Linked DNA regions of Homo sapiens: regions 1 and 2 are each linked to region 3. Evidence: read pairs that join two places in POLR2A ChIA-PET (ENCODE). Cell type or tissue: MCF 10A. All regions are shown on one strand.

Evidence for each region. ChIA-PET counts read pairs that join two places held together with the same protein. Peaks named below come from ENCODE experiments on the same cell type or tissue, not always from the same donor. Only the 100,000 strongest peaks of a DNase experiment are listed, where the experiment ranks them.
Region 1: POLR2A ChIA-PET joins it to region 3 with 5 read pairs; 3 of 35 experiments call an interaction of 5 or more read pairs at or near these places.
Region 2: POLR2A ChIA-PET joins it to region 3 with 6 read pairs; 20 of 35 experiments call an interaction of 5 or more read pairs at or near these places.

The regions. Positions count from the first base shown.
Region 1 is chr13:51,633,284-51,637,283 of GRCh38, forward strand. All of the region lies in intron 1 of WDFY2 (WD repeat and FYVE domain containing 2), which reads left to right. Among named protein-coding and RNA genes, the nearest start is that of WDFY2, 51 kb to the left of the region's middle. In MCF 10A, no CTCF peak of the experiment used is centred here; a DNase peak (open chromatin) is centred at 2,028.
Region 2 is chr13:51,443,423-51,447,422 of GRCh38, forward strand. All of the region lies in intron 3 of INTS6 (integrator complex subunit 6), which reads right to left. Among named protein-coding and RNA genes, the nearest start is that of INTS6, 7.6 kb to the right of the region's middle. In MCF 10A, a CTCF peak has its summit at 1,675 (motif pointing right); no DNase peak of the experiment used is centred here.
Region 3 is chr13:51,555,737-51,559,736 of GRCh38, forward strand. No RefSeq gene overlaps it. Among named protein-coding and RNA genes, the nearest start is that of MIR4703, 5.1 kb to the left of the region's middle. In MCF 10A, no CTCF peak of the experiment used is centred here; a DNase peak (open chromatin) is centred at 2,375.

The DNA of each region.
Region 1 (4,000 bases), 78 kb after region 3:
TGGCCACCCCATGTGTAGTGGAGTGATTAAGAGTTTAAACTTGAGTCTGATCGCCTTTGTGTTCCAATCTTGGTTGTGCTACTTGAGAACTGTATAACATTGGTCATCTTGTTCAACTTCTGAGCCCCAGTTTACTCGTGTGTATAATAATATTGAAATTTGTTAACGGCTTAAGGCACTTAGTAGGGTATCTGGATCTAAATAATTGATGAATGGCAGCAGTTTTGTTGTGGGTGTTCTGGGAACTGGCTGCTAATTGGCCTCTCCGCTCACTCTGCTGTTTGCTAAATTATTCCTGTTAGCTCTTCTCAAGGGGTCACTTTTGTGGATGGGTCACTTATGAAGTAGCCAGTCAGTGGTGGAGACTTTTTTTCTCCTGAATTAGTTGGATCATTTTAGCAAGAAGTGATGAGGGGAGGGAGTCACATGCATCATCTTGATTCTAGACCATCACAGGTAATTCTTTAAACCACCTGAAGTTTTTAGAACCAAATAAATAAATAGGGCAGCACCTTTTATTGTGTAATTCATTTGTCCCCCTATGATTTTTAATAAATTTTTAATATGCTAGTTAGTATATATACTTTGGTCTGTTTCTGAGCTTTCAGTTCTTTCCCATTGGTCATTCTGTTTAATCTGGTGCAGTGCCACACTATTTTAGTCTTTCTTCAGTGACAGGAGAGAATCGTTGTTAAGAGCATGATGTTTGGAGACAGGTTGCCTGGGTTTGAATTCTGGCTCCTTTGATTAATTTCTAAGAGGTTAAATTAATTACTTACCTAAATTACTTAACTTCTTTTTGCCTCAGTTCATCAGCTCCAAAATGGACATGAGGATAATCCCAATTTAGAGGACCATTGTAAAGATTAAATAATTCTCAGGTCATTAAAACTGAGCTTGGCTTTATGAGAGTTATTTGAATTATTACAGGGCTTTAACAACCAAGAACTGATAGTGTAGTCTTGCAAAGCCCTAGAAGTGTTTTTTTTTTTTCAGAAGTAGTGGATGAAAATCTTACTCTGTGAGTTCTGTGAGGGCCAGGAACCCATTTTTACCCTCTTTGTATTCCTAGTACTAGACCTGATTCATGATAAATACTCAATATATATTTACCAAACCTAAGGAAAAGTAGTACTTTAGCCTTTTAATACACAAAGATTTAAAAATATATCATGAATCCAGGTAAGAGTCAATTAAGCTTTTGTAAATTTATAATACTTGTTAGCACTAAGATTGGAAAAGGCAGCCAGGTGCAATGGCTCACGCCTGTAATCCCAGCACCTTGGGAGGCCAGGGTAGGTGGATCACCTGAGGTCAGGAGTTTGAGACCAGCCTGACCAACATGGCAAAACCCCGTCTCTACTAAAAAATGCAAAAATTAGCCAGGTGTGGTGGTGCATGTCTATAAGATTGGAAAAGGCTGTTTTTTTTGTTTTGTTTTTTTTTTCCCCATATATTCAGTACCAGGAAAGAACTATAGTAGAGCAAGGAGGACTTTTTTGTGAAGACATTTGTTTATTGATCAAAACAATAGGGTGCATCATGGTTGGGTTAAGTGGATTTATCCATAGGTCAGAGTTGGAGTAGAGGGAAGGGAAGAATGCAGAGTCCCCCCATAAGGAAGCCCTAAACATTTATTTACTTATTTTTTAATTTTTTAGTTTTATTTTTTTGAGATGGAGTCTCTCTCTGTTGCCCAGGCTGGAGTGCAGTGGCACCACCTTGGCTCACTGCAACCTCTGCCTCCCAGGTTCAAGCAATTCTCCTGCCTCAGCCTCCCGAGTAGCTGGGATTACAGGTGCCTGCCACCACGCCTGGCTAATTTTTTTTTTGTATTTTTAGTAGAGACAGGGTTTCACCATGTTGGCGAGGCTGGTCTTGAGCTCCCGACCTTCAGTGATCTGCCCATCTCGGCCTCCCAAAGTCCTGGGATTACAGCGTGAGCTACTGCACCCCCGGCAGGAAGTCCTAAACCTTTTAAATGGCAAGAGTTGAGAGAGAAATTATGACGTGATCATCATTTTTCATGCCAGGCTGTGAAGAACAGCAGCTTTGCGTAATTGAGAGAATTTCACAGAACAGCATGTATTTTGTCTCTGTACCTTGAGGCATAAATTAGACGTGATCAAATCCAGATCTAGCTAATGCACTGTGCAAGGTGCTCTAAATGCCTATAAGCCATTTTTTTCGGCTTCCTGTCTTCTGTTTTCTAAATAGTGAAAACTTTTCACCAAACTTCCTGCATTTCACCTTTTGTCCTCCATGTCTGATTTCTTCCTCTCTCTGAGCATTCAGACAGCTTCAGAAATAGTCTCATGGTAAGGCTTAGGCTTTCGAGTCAAACTCCCGGGAGGAACTCCTGGTTCTTCTTCCCCATGGCTTGGGAACTACAGACAGGTGAGGGTCTCCACACTACAGTTTCTCACTTCTAAAGGGGAAGTGAAAACAGGATCTCTCTTACTCGTAGTACTTTTGTAAGGATTAAATGATACAAAGCAAATAAAACACAATGTGTCTGAAAATAATGAATGCTCAATATGTTATTAGTCCTTCTGCTACTATTATTTAATTTTTTCAACTAATGGAAGGAAAACTGGCAGCTTTACTGTAACCATACCCTCATTCCCCATTTCTCTTCTGGTGTCCCTATATCTGGGCAGTACCAAAGTGTAATTCCCTTCTCAGATATGGAAGCACCTACATACACTTTAACCTGGCTTGACTCTCTTAATGGAAGGAATGCCCACCGGAAGTTTCATCATCTTTTTTTTCAACATGCTGGGTGCACAATTTTGTCTTCCCTTACATATATCAGGAACCCCAACAATCGTCCATTAGGTAATTGGTGATATTTCTTGAAAGATTTTGGTTTTTGCTGAGTTTTGTTCATTTTCAGGTCAATGAGTCTGTTAGCTTCAGCTACCTCTGTAACACACATTTATACATGCATATTTGCAGTTCACACACTGGCACACACACTCTGATTTGTAAACACGCTTCAGACTAAAAAATTCCTCATTTTACAATGATCTTAGTTACCTTGGTCATGGTTAACTGGTTATTATCAAAACAGGCCTATAGGCTATGATCAGCCCTCAGTTAACCTGGGAAGTGCCAGTTCTAGCAGAGAGGCAAAGAGGGAATTAACCTTGACCCATTGAGGCATGATGGAGAACAGCCAGTCCTTGGGCTTCGTGATAAGAAAGGTCTTTTTAATGACGGAAAGCAAAATACCACAGCAATTACCCGGGGTCAGGTATGGAAAGTACTCATGAGACTCCACAAAGTATATTTACCTAAGGCTTTAATAAAGACAGGATACAGTACAGCAGGGGAAAGAAAACAAGGCAAACGTTCAAGAGGTCTGGGATATTCCAGGTCCTCTGTCATCTGACAGAATGCTCTTTGTCTTTGGATCATGATCCATCTAGATACATGTGAGTGAGATCACTTGGCCTAGACAAATAGGTCAGTGGAACAGGATAGAGTCCAGAAAGGGACCCACGTTTATATGGTCACTTTATTTTTGACCAAAGGGCAACGGCAACTCCGTGGAGAAAGAACAGGCTTTTCAACAAATGGTGCTGGAACAATTGGGTACACACATGTGAAAAAATGATCTTCGATCCATACCTCATACCACATGCAAAAATGAATACAAAGCAGATCATAGACTTAAATGTAAAACCTCAAATTATAAAACTTCTAGAAGAAACACCAGACAAAATATTTGTGACTAGAATCTGCATTTTAACAAGATCCCTAGGTTATTCTTATGCACATTAAAATTTGAAAAGGACTGCCTGGCACTATAAGGTGTGTTAGTTTTGCAGGTGAAAACTGGGGATGGAGGAGGAACAGTTGCCTAAGCAGGAGGCCAGCATGTGCAGGGACATAGAGGTATGATGAGTTAGGGCAGGGATTTCATTGAGCAAGTTCATGCAAAAGGTTTTACCAGTGTGCAGTGAAATTTTTAAAAAAGGGGATGGGGCAATGCAAT
Region 2 (4,000 bases), 110 kb before region 3:
CAATAAAAATGTTAGAGATCAGAAAATACAAACCAAAACAAAATTTTTTAAAAATTTAGTATTTTGTTTAAAGTCTGGCAACCATGGTAAACTTTTATAGACTAATAGTAAGACTAAACAAAAATAAAGTTTATATAAGGAAATTACTTTTTTAAGCTGAGTACAATGGCAAGAGCCTGCAGTCCCAGCTACTCCGAAGGCGTGGTGGAAAGACTGCTTGAGCCCAGGAGTTCAAGACCAGCCTGGGTAACACAGAGAGACTTTGTATCTAAACATTTTTAAAATTAAAAAGCCCCAAAAAACAAGAAAAGTCCACCAAGACTAATTTAATTGTAGAGTATAAATCTGAGTCAAGGTTATTATGGCCAAAAATCATTTTATATATTTGAGAAACATTTCAAGCTATAAAATACTATATAATCTCTTTGTAGAAATCTATGACATGAACATGACTAAATAAACAATCCTTTTAACTAATTTTGACCACAAATGACCTTAATTCAAAATACACAAATAAGTCCAATGATGTCAAATATTAGATTTGTTCCTGATCTTTTAATTTCCAGCTGTATATAATACATAATTATCGATATTCTCCTATATCGAAAGAAAGTAAAATGCTCTTTAAAGTAGAATATATTATTTGGTTTTTTGTTTGTTTTTGTTTTGTTTTGTTTTTTTGAGACAGCCTATTGCCCAAGTTGGAGTGCAGTGGCACCATCTCAGCTCACTGCAACCTCCACCTCCGGGGTTCAAGCAATCCTCCAACCAGGACTCCAGGAGTCCTGAGTAGCTAGGACTACAGGCACATGCCACCACCCCCCAGCTAATTTTTTTTTTTTTTTTTTTTTTTTTTTTTTTTAGTAGAGATGGGGTTTCACCACATTGTCTAGGCTGGTCTCAAACTCCTGACCTCAAGTGATCCACCTGCTTTAGCCTCCCAAAGTGTTGGGATTACAGGTGTGAGCCATGGCACCCGGCCTATTTTTGACTTTTGTATTTAAGATTTGTTTTGAACAATTTCTAATTAAGAATGCAATAATGGCCAGGGGCGGTGGCTCACGCCTGTAAATCCCAGCACTTTGGGAGGCCGAGGTGGGCGGATCACCTGAGGTCAGGAGTTTCAGACCAGCCTGGCCAACATGGCGAAACCCCGTCTCTACCAAAAATACAAAAATTAGCCGAGGGTGGTGGCGGGAGCCTGTAATCCCAGCTACTCAGGAGGCTGAAGCAGGAGAATGGCTTGAACCCGGGAGGCAGAGGTTGCAGTGAGCCAAGATCACGCCATTGCACTCCAGCCTGGGCAACAAGAGTGAAACTCTATCCCAAAAAAAAAAAGAATGCAATAACATCCTTAGGATAGTGTTTTTCATTTTTCTTTTTTTTTTTTTTTTCAGATCATGACTGGAGAATTTTTTCTTTTAGAAAACAGTTTTAGAGTATAAAATTCTGAAGAAATATTTTGCAAATGTTTTAAAAGAAAATAAAATCTGGGTTTGGGGATATTCCTTCTCATTTAAATTATACCACCATTAAATTAATGCTCTATAGGAAATAAATCATATCCATTTTGTACTACTTTGAGCTCAGTTAAATCTTATTAAACTATCCCTTGATTTACCCAACATATGTGCTCCTAAAAGGTTCCCTGCAAATCAAACTTGTGTAAATCTCATCTAAAACGCACTAGGGGGAGCTCCCTATTTGAAAGAATCCTAAGGCATGTGCTTTTTTCACATAAGTATTCTTGCAAAAGAATGACTTTCTGACTTATCTGCTAAATTATTTAAATTGTTTTAACACTTCTTTAAAAACATCATCCTATGCTTATTAAATGCCACTGAGACAACTTTGGCCAAGTTATATTAATTTTCTTTCACACCTGCTTTTCTGGGATACAATACAAAGCCCAAAGAAAAACATATACTTCGTGATACTAATAGATGTTTAAAGCATGTAATAATCAGCTTTGAAGATTTTTATAATTTTAATTTCAAAATTAAAGCTGAAAAAAATAGAAAACTAGAGGTAAACATACTAATCTTTTGGAGGAAAAGGATGCTTTTGTCTAGTGAGACATCCTAATAAGGTACATTTTAAATATATCATCCCATTTAAACCTCTCAACAATTCTATATTAAAGGTACAATGGCTTCATTATTGCCAACTTGGAATAAGAAGTAGCAGAGGCTCAAAATAGTAATGTGAATGCTCAATGTTACATAATAATTCAATGGCGAGGCCAAGATTGGGATTCCAATTCTCACATTTCTAGCCACTGCTCTTCTTTTACACAATAAAGATGGGGAAAAAACATTTAAGCAAGTTTGACAGGAGAGTGCCCTCTCCACCAACAAAAATTATTGAGGCTCAAAAGTTCAGGGATTTGCAGAGACCATTCAAATGGGAAAGGGCAAGTCTCTTCAACATGGTGGTGGAAAAACTGGATATCCACATGCAAAAGAATGAAGTTGGACCCTTACCTTATACCATATACAAAAATTAATTCAAAATAGATTAAAGATCTAAACAGAAGATCTAAAGCTATAAAACTCTTAAAACACAGGAGAAAAGCTTCAGTGACATTGGATTTAGCAATGATTTTGTGGATGACACCAAAGGCACAGGCAATAAAAGTAAAAATATGTAACTGGACCATACAAAAATAAAAATTTTGTGCACTGAAGAAACAACAGAGTATAAAAGCAAACTACATAATGGGAGAAAATATTTGCAAATCATTTATCTGATAAGGGATTAATATCCAGAAAATATAAAGAAATCCTAAAGCTCAACAACAAAAAACAATTTTAAAACGGGCAAAGGACTTGAATGAACATTTCTCGAAAGACAGTGTACAAATGGCCAACAAGCGTATGTTGATGCTTAACATAAATAATTATTAGGAAAATGTAAATAAAAACCACAATGAGATACGACCTCACACCCAATAGGATGGCTAATGTCAAAGTAAAACAGAAAATTGTGTTAGTGAAGATATAAAGAAAGTGTAACCCTCGTGCACTGTTGGTAGGAACGTAAAATGGTACAACTGCTATGAAAAACAGTATGGTACTTCCTCAAAAAATTTAAAATGGAATTACAATATGATCCTGTCATTTCATTTCAGGGTATATATCCAAAAGAACTGGAAGCAGGATCTCAAAAAGTTACTTACACAACCATGTTCATTGCAGCATTATTCACAACAGCCAAGAAGTGGAAGCAACCCAAGTGACTATCAATGGATATGTGGATAAGCAAAATGTGGTACATACAATAGAGTATTATTCAGCCTTAAAAAGGATGAAAAAATCCTGACATGCTAAAATATAAATGAATGTTGAGAACATTATGCTAAGTGAAATGAGCCCATCTAAAAAGGCAAATACTGTATGATTTCACTTAACTGTGATATCCAGAGTAGACAAATTCATAAAAACAGAAAGTAGAATAGAGGTTTCCAGGGACTGGGAGTTACTTGATATAGAGTTTCAATTTTGCAAGATAAAAAAGTTCTGGATATTGGTTGCACAGCAATATGAATATACTTAACACTACTGAACTGCACACTTAAAGATGGTTAAGATGGTAAATTTTGTTAGGTGTTTCTTACCACAATTTAAAAAAAAATTTTAATTAAAGGAATTAAAAAATTTACAAAATACTATTCATCATTGTGTTTCCAGTTTATATTCAACACAGCAGTATTTCAGGTATAGTAATTAACTTACTTTCATTTGAAAAGATGTCTATAGCTTAATAAATATCAAACTCTTATTCATACATTTGTTGATAATCTAAGAGAAACCAAGCACCCAAATGGAAATGGAGTTCTCACTACTTCACCTGCCAGCCTTCAAAAAGAAGCCTGTATTTCACACTACCTATTAAATGGGTACTATTTAGGTAAAGGGAAAAAAAAGTAGTATTAGAACTATAACTGTATTATCTCCTAAGTTTACAAAATAGACCTTTATGCTCAAAAATAAAATTGGTT
Region 3 (4,000 bases):
AAGTGCAGAACTATGTGTTCCTTTATGTTTTATGTAAAAGAAAAAAAATTTCCTAATATGCATAAAATGTCTCTGGAAGAATGCAGCAGTAAGTCACAGTGTTGTTGCCCATGGGTAGAGAATCTGGATGGCCAGGAGAGAATGGTTGAGAGAGTTGACGTTGTACACTTCTGAATTTTTTAATCATAGGACTGTATTATTTATTCAAAATGAATGAAAAAAATATCTAAAATCCATTTGGTAAAATAAAAAAGAATAATTTCTGAGGTCAATGGAAAATAAAATTACTAAATTTTGTCCTAATGGCTATGTTCCTCTAGAACCTTGTGCTTAAGGCTAACTTGGGAAAATATGAAGGAAATATTTCTTTTCATTAGGAGTTTCTGTTTGGGAAAGGTGACTTGGTTGAGTCATGGGGATGAGAGCTGGAGAGAGATTTACAGAGAAACCTAACCAAGGTTGCTGACTTGGCCCCTCATAGCAGCCTCCCCAGCCAGGGTCTCTTCAGCATCCTAGCAAAGCTGCTTTGGTTACATCAAAGCGGCACCTTAAAAAGGATTTAAAATACTTTACTGCACCTATTGGTGCAAAATCCTGTTGGTACTGAGTTAAAACCAAACTCTGCCCTTTAGGAGCTGGGTAGTGGAATGGACACTAATTATTGCTTGACACATTAACAAATAAAAACCAAGACTGACTTTTGTGTGTGAATTGTTGAATCAGATTCATTATCTTATAGTCATACCCTTTTATCTCTAACTAAATACAGAAATAAATATTCTGGGTGTTTGACAAGGAGCCTGTGAAGTATTGTCTCTGTGCCAGGTGATGTTAGGCATTGGCAACACAAGGACGACTAAACCATTGTCCTTAGTGTCTGGGACCGTATAAAGAAAGATACAAAGAGAAAATTAGAATAAAATGTGACCTCTCAGAGAGGCGTGAAGAGAATTCTGTGGGAACCCCGAAGAGGGAGGGAGTAGCTCTACTTGGAAGGAGTGAGGAAGGGCTTCATTGAGGAGAAAATATGTAAACCGAGTCTTAAATGGGGAGTCGAAGTTGAGGGAGGATGATTGGGACATTCCAAGCAAAGAGAATCCAGTGTGCTAAAACAACACAGCTCAAAATAACACAGTGTGTTCACGGGACACCGTGCAGCTGGCTCTGACTCCAGCATCAGGTGCCTTTCAGGGAGTGGTAAGAACTGAGGCTGGACAGGCAGGTTGGGACAGGGTTATGAAGTACCTCAAGGGCCTGGCTAACAAGTTTAGGCTTTGTCATGTCGGCAAATCACTATGTTCTCAATCAATGCGCTGAGAGATGGATTCCTTTGCCATTGCTCTCTAGCCTCTTTTCAAGCAGGCGTCCTTCTGTCAGCTTCCATATTCTTGTTAAAGGCAGAACCATAATACGGAAGGCAGGTTTGCGGACTTGGTGTTACCTTTTCCATTCTTCTTTTGTATTCTTCTTTCACATCTAATTAGTTCTCAGAGTCTGTGACTCTTCTGTCACAAGCTCTTTCTTTTTTCTTAGCTCCACCATTTAGTAACCATGGCAGGTACAGGGCTAAGCGCTTTATATGAGCCATCTTATTCAATCCCCAAAGCAACACAGTGAGGTTGTATTCCAGTCAAGGTTCTTGGTGGCAAGCAGCAGGTAACTCAAGCAGAAAAGGAACTTACTGGAAGTATATCAGGCAACCCACAGCATACATAGGAAGGTGAAGCACTGGGAGCCAAGGGAAGAAGTGGAGCACAGAGTTAAGGTTCTACCTCTGCAACAATTTCCCAGGACATGTTCTGCCATGCGTCTGAACTCTCATGCCAACCACAGCAGCCTTGAAAATCTCAAACTGACCACAGTGCCTTTGCATCACTACCCCTAAGTACAGAGAGATGTGTGTGCACTAACTGGCCCTGCTCAGAGCATGTGTCTATGCCCTAGCTGCCAGAGGGAGGCAGAGAAAGTTTCCCCTTTGTGGCTTCCCACTTACATTGAAATTCACTCAAGTCAGGAAGAATTTTCAGATACCGGACAGCAAAAATGACAAACTTCTACTATCGTACTATTATTTCCTGCATTTTGTGGATGATGGGATAGACTTAGAGCAGGTAGGTTGGTTACCCAATTACCCAAGTAACACAGTTAGTCAGTAGTCGAGCCAGGATTGAAGCCCAAGTCAGTTTATCTGAAAAGCCCACACTGTTATGCAATCAGCTGCATTGCCTGCTCTAAACCATTCCAGCTTTATTTCACAGCCCACACACGAGTCCAGGCTCCCCGCACCTCGTTTGCATTACTGCCTCCTCCCTGGTCTTCCTGCTTTGTGTTCCCTCATCTCAGTTCGTCCTCTACTCAATTGCTAAGATAATATTTTTCGAGTACTAACTACATTGTGTCAGCCTCTTGTTCAAAAAACTTGTGACTCACCCCTTCAAGAGCCTGCCCTGACTAATATCATTCCACACTGATCACTCCCTCCGTAATCAGTCAAATAATGCTGCTGTGCCATCACAAATGTATAATTCATACTATACTATCTTGTACTTATTAATAGTCTCTAGTCATTACATTTATATGTGACTTCGCTGAGGGCATGGAACCTGTCTTCTGCTGCCTTTGTGACTTTAACGACAGATACTAGCATCTAACACAGTGTGTGTCTTCTCATCTTGTAATCCCAGGACCTTCCAGAATATGTGCATTATGCTCATCAGTGTTATTCTTTGCTGAGCACTTCTCATTTGCTAATTCATTATTAGCTTCCCTGAAGTTGCCCAATTGCTTTCTATGTTTCTTTGCCACATGTACTGTGCCCTACCAAGAATAAGCATATTTAAAAATTATTGCTAATGATGATAGTTTTATTTCGTCTTTTGTAAATGTTTAACTGTATGATAGTGTAAGTTGAGGAACGGTTAAAGTGGTATGTTTTTCTCAGAACTGTGAGGGGAAAGGAAATAGTATTTGGGCATCCTTGCTCCCTTCCTTCTGATTAGGAATGATAAAGGGATCCTAAGCATGGAGCGTAACATGCAATTAGGTCATCTGGCTGGCCGGGTTACCAGCTTGAGGTTCCTATTGAGAAGCTTCTTGCCTGGTTCCTACCTTCAAAGGGCAGAGGTCATCTTTAGCAACTAGTAATGCCCTGCACCCTCAAAGACTTTTAGATTCCTCCAAATCCAGACCAAGAGAGCCAAGACCAGAGACAGAGACACAAGCCACTTCACCTTCCATCTGCCTGTGCCCCTGTCTCCAGATACTTCTTCTGAGGACCTGTCTCTTTTTCGGGTTTATGATGTCAGATAAGGTCACACCTACACACAAAGCACACAACTTGGTGATCAATATTTAAATTATGAGTCAGAATTCAGAAAACCCGAATTTATCCAAAGGATATTCACATGTGCTCTGGGCATTTCATAGGTGCCAAAAGTAAAGAGAAATAAGAGTTTCTGCCCTCAAGGAGTTAAGCTTCTATCTGGGAAGACAAATCCATTAAACAAATAATTGATGAACAATGGGAAAAAACAACAAATTAATTCTGTACTGGGTATAAGAATGGCACATGGAAGGGTGTGATCTATTGTATTTGGATGAGATCCCAAAACGCTTTACAGAGGATGAGATGCTTGAGCTGGGGTTGAGGGAAGAATAAGAGTTATCTAGACAGTGGGGAAGAGCATTCCAGGAAGAGGGCAGGGACATGTACTGCAGAATAAAATAATTAGGCTGGGCGCAGTGGCTCACGCCTGTAATCCCAGCACTTTGGGAGGCAGAGGCGGGTGGATCATGAGGTCAGGAGATCAAGACCATTCTGGCCAACATGGTGAAACCCCGTCTCTACTAAGAATACAGAAATTAGCTGGGCATGGTGGCGCACACCTGTAGTCCCAGCTACTCGGGAGGCTGAGGCAGGGAATTGCTTGAACCCAGGAGGCAGAGGTTGCACAAAGCCAAGATCGTGCCACCGTCCTCCAGCCTGGCAACAGACTCTGTC